Regions from separate parts of the Mus musculus genome. Here region 2 is linked to region 1. The links are chromatin loops, found by intact Hi-C in ENCODE. Cell type or tissue: heart. All regions are shown on one strand. Links, peaks and the distances in the headings refer to the core of each region. The heading gives the core; the rest is flanking DNA.

Evidence for each region. Hi-C counts contacts between places; a loop is a spot of excess contacts. Peaks named below come from ENCODE experiments on the same cell type or tissue, not always from the same donor. Only the 100,000 strongest peaks of a DNase experiment are listed, where the experiment ranks them.
Region 2: a loop joins it to region 1, with 16 times the contacts of the local background. A loop is called at or near these places in 4 of 42 quality-filtered maps.

What each region holds. Positions count from the first base shown.
Region 1 is chr1:172,080,993-172,083,901 of GRCm38, forward strand. Ncstn (nicastrin) reads right to left here and starts at 1,757. Exons shown (of 17, transcript NM_021607.3): 1 at 1,609-1,757; 2 at 220-324. The coding sequence starts at 1,690. Copa (coatomer protein complex subunit alpha) reads left to right here and starts at 1,537. Exons shown (of 33, transcript NM_009938.4): 1 at 1,537-1,957. The coding sequence starts at 1,918. In heart, for the core only: a CTCF peak has its summit at 1,741; a DNase peak (open chromatin) is centred at 1,779; H3K4me3 peaks cover 2,166 bases; H3K27ac peaks cover 2,001 bases.
Region 2 is chr1:172,375,264-172,378,172 of GRCm38, forward strand. Pigm (phosphatidylinositol glycan anchor biosynthesis, class M) reads left to right here and starts at 1,268. Exons shown (of 1, transcript NM_026234.4): 1 at 1,268-2,909. The coding sequence starts at 1,436. The coding sequence ends at 2,707. In heart, for the core only: no CTCF peak of the experiment used is centred there; DNase peaks (open chromatin) are centred at 1,118 and 1,918; H3K4me3 peaks cover 2,210 bases; H3K27ac peaks cover 1,502 bases.

The sequences.
Region 1 (2,909 bases), core at 203-2,702:
TTGCAGAGGCAAAAATAAAATGCACACTTTAAAAGAGCATTTACTAAGTTTCAGCTCTTATTAATTATCTTGCCTGGTTTGACAGATGATAATCACCTTCTATACATACACTGTAATTTGAATGCCAAGACTCCTAAGCAGGATATGAGTATTTCTGAGTATCCAGGATACAAACTGAATTATTAATGACCACAAATACAAATTCCAATTCCAACTTACACTGGCAGCCAATCTGATGAGTGGCGTTGAGCAGGCGGACACAAGGAGCTGTTTTATTTAAGGGAATGTAGATTTTCCTCTCCACTGAGTTTCCCCCACACAATCCTGATCAGAAGATAAACAGTATTAGGAAAAAGTGAAAGATAATTTGGTATTAGCCTCTATCATCATCAGCTCGATTCATGGTTTCAGTAAAGCATTCACGATCATACTGTCTAACACAAGATTAATGATCATTCTTTTCACTTCTTGGCCACATTATTGGAACATAAGTATTGTAAAGAGGACCTAGCTGTGTATTTTAGAAAGTTATTAGACTCCATGATGATCGATTAATTATAAAGCTAAAAGGTGATTGTCAAAAGTCTTTGACTTCAGATGTGCCGGCGTCAAGTTTCAGGGCTAAACAAGTCTGCTTCTTTTAGCTTGCCTGTACATTACTAATTAGTTATCAAAAGAGCTCTGGTCTAAGAATATAGATTGCCAAAACCAAACAAAGAAAAGCACTAACAACAAAAACCACCTAAGAATCTGAACAGACCTAGGAGAAGAAACGTTATGCCACACACCTGGTCAGTTAATGAAATATCAGACCATTTGCCCACACACCTAGAGTATGGGACAGCTACAGTTCCTCCCTTGAAGCTAATCAAAAGCAATGTGAATGTTGAGAAAGACGGAGTCATGGCTATACAAGGAAATGGCTGCATTTCAGGGCTTACCTAGAAAGATATATATATATATCTTTGCTTAACTCTTAGTTGAACACACTATAAATAATTACAGGTGTGTTACTGATTGTACTTCATAATTTAAAGATCACTAAATAGACATTAGATTGGAAAAAAAGAAAATATTCATATACATTAAACGTCTAAGATTCCTTGAATCATTACTTCCCTCTTAACAGTTTAAAGCAGCTAAGCTAACGTTAGCCTCACTTTAGTAAGCTAAGAAAACAAGGAACACAAATTTAGGCTAGAACCAACAGGAGGAAACGGGGGCTCTCATTTTTTCAACGTCGCACAAAGACCACGAAACGAGACTGTTTTGATCTCAAACATACTAAACCGGAGGAAGGGGGCTGAGCTTTTCACACCTGTCCCTTTTGATGGCTGATGGGGTGGCTGGGCTTTAAACAGAGAACGAGGCATGCGAGAAAGGTTGAAGAGAATCAGGCTGGAAACCCAGAAAAGGGCTGGAGAGAACTAAGGAAATGCAGGTCCAGGCAAAGGAGGAACTTATGTCATGGGAACGAAAGACAAGAAGGATTTCCAGGGCGGGGGACAGAGGGGCAATCGGAACCAGAAGGGCATTGCCTGCACTAGCGATGGGCCGTTCCGGACGGCTCCTCTTAAAGACCAGAGCTCCGGGGTGGGGTGACCTCACCTGCCAGTACCACGGAAAAAGACAGAAGAAGAAGACCCCGACTTCCTGGGTCAGGCCCAGAGCCGCCCCTAGTCGTAGCCATCTTGCCTCTCCGCTGGGCGGAAGCCTCAGGTCCCTTCCAGACTCGTAGCGGCCTCTCTAGGCTTCCGCTAGCATCGTCTCTGTGGCCCAGCGCTCCAGAGACCGGAAGTCCTTGTCCGAGGAGCTTCCGGGAGCCGCGACCCGGGAGTAGCTGACGTGGAAGCCTTGGGAGTGCCACCGGGAGCGGCGGGACCCGCTAACCTGACCTAGGAGCCCGAGGCCTGAAGGATGCTAACCAAATTCGAGACGAAGAGCGCGCGGGTCAAAGGTAGTGGAGAAGAAACGGGAACAGCGGAGGTTGGGTGTTGGGGGTAGTGGTGCTGTCACTAAGGCAGGACTCGCTGACCGCGTCGGGCCTCCTGGAAGAACCCGGAGGAATAACCGAGGGAGCGGCTTAGGGTTAGTGGAGTAGTCTGCAGTCCGTGCTGCTTCGTATGTCCTGGAACTTATCGTGTCGTGGCTCGTTAACCTTAGGCCGGCTCCCTACTCCTTCCAGCCACCTCTTCTGGGGGGGTGTGCCAGCCCTTTCTGTTCTTAAGGCCTTATGACTTGGATGCTTTCTGATAACCAGGTTGTATGGAGTGTTTCTGGGGTTTGAGTCTCAGCTTCTGTCACTGGCTACTCCAGTAGCCCGTCTGCTCCATTTCCATGTCCAGTGCTTCCGCTGGACTATTTATTTATTTATTTATTTTTGGCCTATTTGGAGTGAGAGAATGGAGGCCTACTGCCCCACCAGGTCCCGAGCCTGGGTAAGATTGTCCGGTGAAATACAGATGCTTTGTGTTAGATTTGAATACCAGGTAAACAGCTAAATTTTTGGTGATAAGTCTTGAAAGACAAAGGCCTGAGATCACACTCTTTGAAAATGTCGATATTAGAAAAATTAAGTCTATGGAAATCTGATAAAAAATATATCTGGACTATTTCATGATATGCATTATAGTGAAGTGGTTCAGAATTTGTTTATTGGAGTCAGTCAGACTTGCTTAGGAATTCTGAAACGTCTACTAACAAGCCGCCTTAAGGTGTCTCCTTACTATCTCTAAATCTCTATATTCTTATCTTTAAAAATAAGGATAGTTAACACTTTCTTATAAAGAGAATTAAAATGAGAAAGTACATTAACTGTGTTTATAATAGTGCCTGGCAAGACTTAGTAATTCAGAAACTGGAGGTTCTTTAATGGAGGCTATATTCTGGGCAGTTTCTAAGTGTCATGG
Region 2 (2,909 bases), core at 89-2,588, 290 kb after region 1:
CTTCTAAGATCAAGCCAGACAGTCTGTGTCAGTTACCATGTGCCTGCAACTGTAATGCAAGGAAGTACAAAGAAATACATACTTTCTACTCTCAAGAACCCTACAATTTAGTTATAAGGTTATTTGAATGGTAATGTGTTATCACAGTATATTATGGGCAATGCATAGTAAAAAACCAATAGAGGTAGTTATTAATCTACACCATGTAATTACATCAAAGCACAGACATACCAGACTATGACTAGAGGTTAATACGGCTCACTCAAAGGATAAATGTGAAGTGTAGGATGAGAGATGTCTAGGCCGAATGGAGCCACTTCTATGGTAATCTAGAAGACATTCCCTAGGGGCAGGCTCAGTTTGTAAGATCAAGGCAGTCTGCGTCAGTTACCATGCGTCTGAGACTGTAATACATTACAAGAAAGTACAAAGAAATAAAGAAATACTTTCTACTCTCACGAACAATTTACTTGAAACTGAAAACATTGTAAAATAAAGTATGAAGTTCTTGGCCCGGCGTGGTGGCGCACGCCTTTAATCCCACCACTTGGGAGGCAGAGGCAGGCGAATTTCTGAGTTCGAGGCCAGCCTGGTCTACAGAGTGAGTTCCAAGACAGCCAGGACTATACAGAGAAATCCTGTCTCGAAAAACCAGAAAAAAAAAAAAAAAAGAGTATGAAGTTTTAAAAAGTCAATTATAAGTGCAGTAAGAAATCAGGAAAAGAATGAAAGAGTTGGAGTCTTTGGCAAGAAACTAATAGTGGTAGGGTGAACGGAGTGGGTTGACGGCCGATTTTGACCTAGTTGAAGAGTTCTTGAAAAGAACGGAGTTGACAGTACTCCAGGGGAGACAATCTAGACGTATTTCGGTAGGAGGAACCTTCTTATCAGGGTAAAAAGACTATTTTATTTTAGGCTTATTCTTTCCATCTGTATTTCCCACTCTCAGTCCTCCAAGCCAGTTGGGCGGGATGTAAGTAGCAGCAGGTAGCAGCTCACTGTGTTCAGCGTCCTCCTCCGTAGATCTGAGCTGGGAACGCGGAAGCTCTGGTTACTAAAAACAAAGTTCACCCAGGTCCCAGGTCCACGACATCTCAGCCACTCCGGGATTTCCGGACAGCGGAAGCGTCGCCAATAAGGGACCGGAAATCCCGCCTTCGCCGGAGGAAGCTGCGGACGCTAGACAGCCAATCCCGAGGAAGGCAATCGTTCCGCGGAGACAGCTGAGAGCCCGCGCGGGGCTGGAGGCCGGAAGTACCGTGGGGGCGGGACTTGGGGTGCCGGAAGTGATCATTCCTCGGTTCTTCCTGTCGGTGCTGTAGCAGAGGAGATGCTCCCGGCGGCTGAGAGGCGTCAGCCCGAGGACGGTTAGCGAGAGGGGCGCAGTGTGGACCCGGGGCCGGGCCGGGCCGGGCGGGTGGCCCGCACTCGGACCATGAGCTACCCCATGCACTGGGGGGAATGGATCCTGAACTTTCGGGTGCCGCCCGCCGGGGTGTTCGGCGTGGCCTTCCTGGCCCGGGTCGCCCTGGTTTTCTACGGTGTCTTCCAGGACCGGACTCTGCTGGTGAGGTACACCGACATAGACTACCACGTGTTCACGGACGCCGCGCGCTTCGTCACGGAAGGGCGCTCCCCGTACCTGCGGGCGACCTACCGCTACACCCCGCTCCTGAGCTGGCTCCTCACCCCCAACGTCTACCTCAGCGAACTCTTCGGCAAGTTTCTCTTCATCAGCTGCGATCTCCTCACCGCCTTCCTCCTGTACCGCCTGCTGCTGCTCAAGGGGCTGGGGCGCCGCCAAGCCTGTGGCTACTGCGTCTTCTGGCTTCTCAACCCTTTGCCCATGGCGGTGTCCAGCCGGGGCAACGCGGACTCCATCGTCGCCTCCCTGGTTCTCTCGACCCTGTACTTCATAGAGAAACGGCTCATCGCGTGCGCCGCGGTGTTCTATGGCTTCGCGGTGCACATGAAGATGTACCCGGTGACCTACATCCTCCCCATAGCGCTCCATCTGCGGCCCGAGCGCGACGATGACGAGCGTCTCCGGCAAGCCCGGTTCTCTTTCCAGGCTCGTTTGTACGACTTCCTGAGGAGGCTGTGTAGCTGGGCAGTGCTGCTTTTCGTAGCAGTTGCAGGGCTCACGTTTGTTGCCCTGAGCTTCGGTTTTTACTATAAGTACGGTTGGGAGTTTTTGGAGCACACCTACTTTTATCACCTAACTAGGAGGGATATCCGCCATAATTTCTCTCCGTACTTCTATATGCTGTATTTGACTGCCGAGAGCAAGTGGAGTTTTACTCTGGGGATTGCGGCGTTCCTGCCACAGTTCATCTTGCTGTCAGCCGCATCTTTCGCCTACTACAGAGACCTTGTCTTCTGCTGTTTCCTTCATACGTCCATTTTTGTGACTTTTAACAAAGTCTGCACCTCTCAGTACTTTCTTTGGTATCTCTGCCTTCTGCCTCTGGTGATGCCACTGGTGAGGATGCCTTGGAAAAGAGCCGTAGTCCTCTTACTGTTCTGGTTCATAGGACAGGCCTTATGGCTGGCTCCTGCATATGTTCTAGAGTTTCAAGGAAAGAACACCTTCCTGTTTATTTGGTTAGCCGGTTTGTTCTTCCTTCTGATCAACTGTTCCATACTGATTCAGATTATTTCCCATTACAAGGAGGACCGCCTAACGGAGAGAATCAAATACGACTAATGTGTTCTGGATCTTCTGCAACATTCTGATTTTGCCGTATGGACTAGGAGGCTTTGGAATTTTTCTCCTCCCTGAACATTCTAAGCACTCTAGTGAAAGTTCCTTTGTTCCAATAGAAATTAAAACCAGTGTTGGCCTTATATATAAAGGGGGCCCAAGAACTGAGGTCCATGGTCCATCCTTTAGAAGTCTTAGGGCTCAT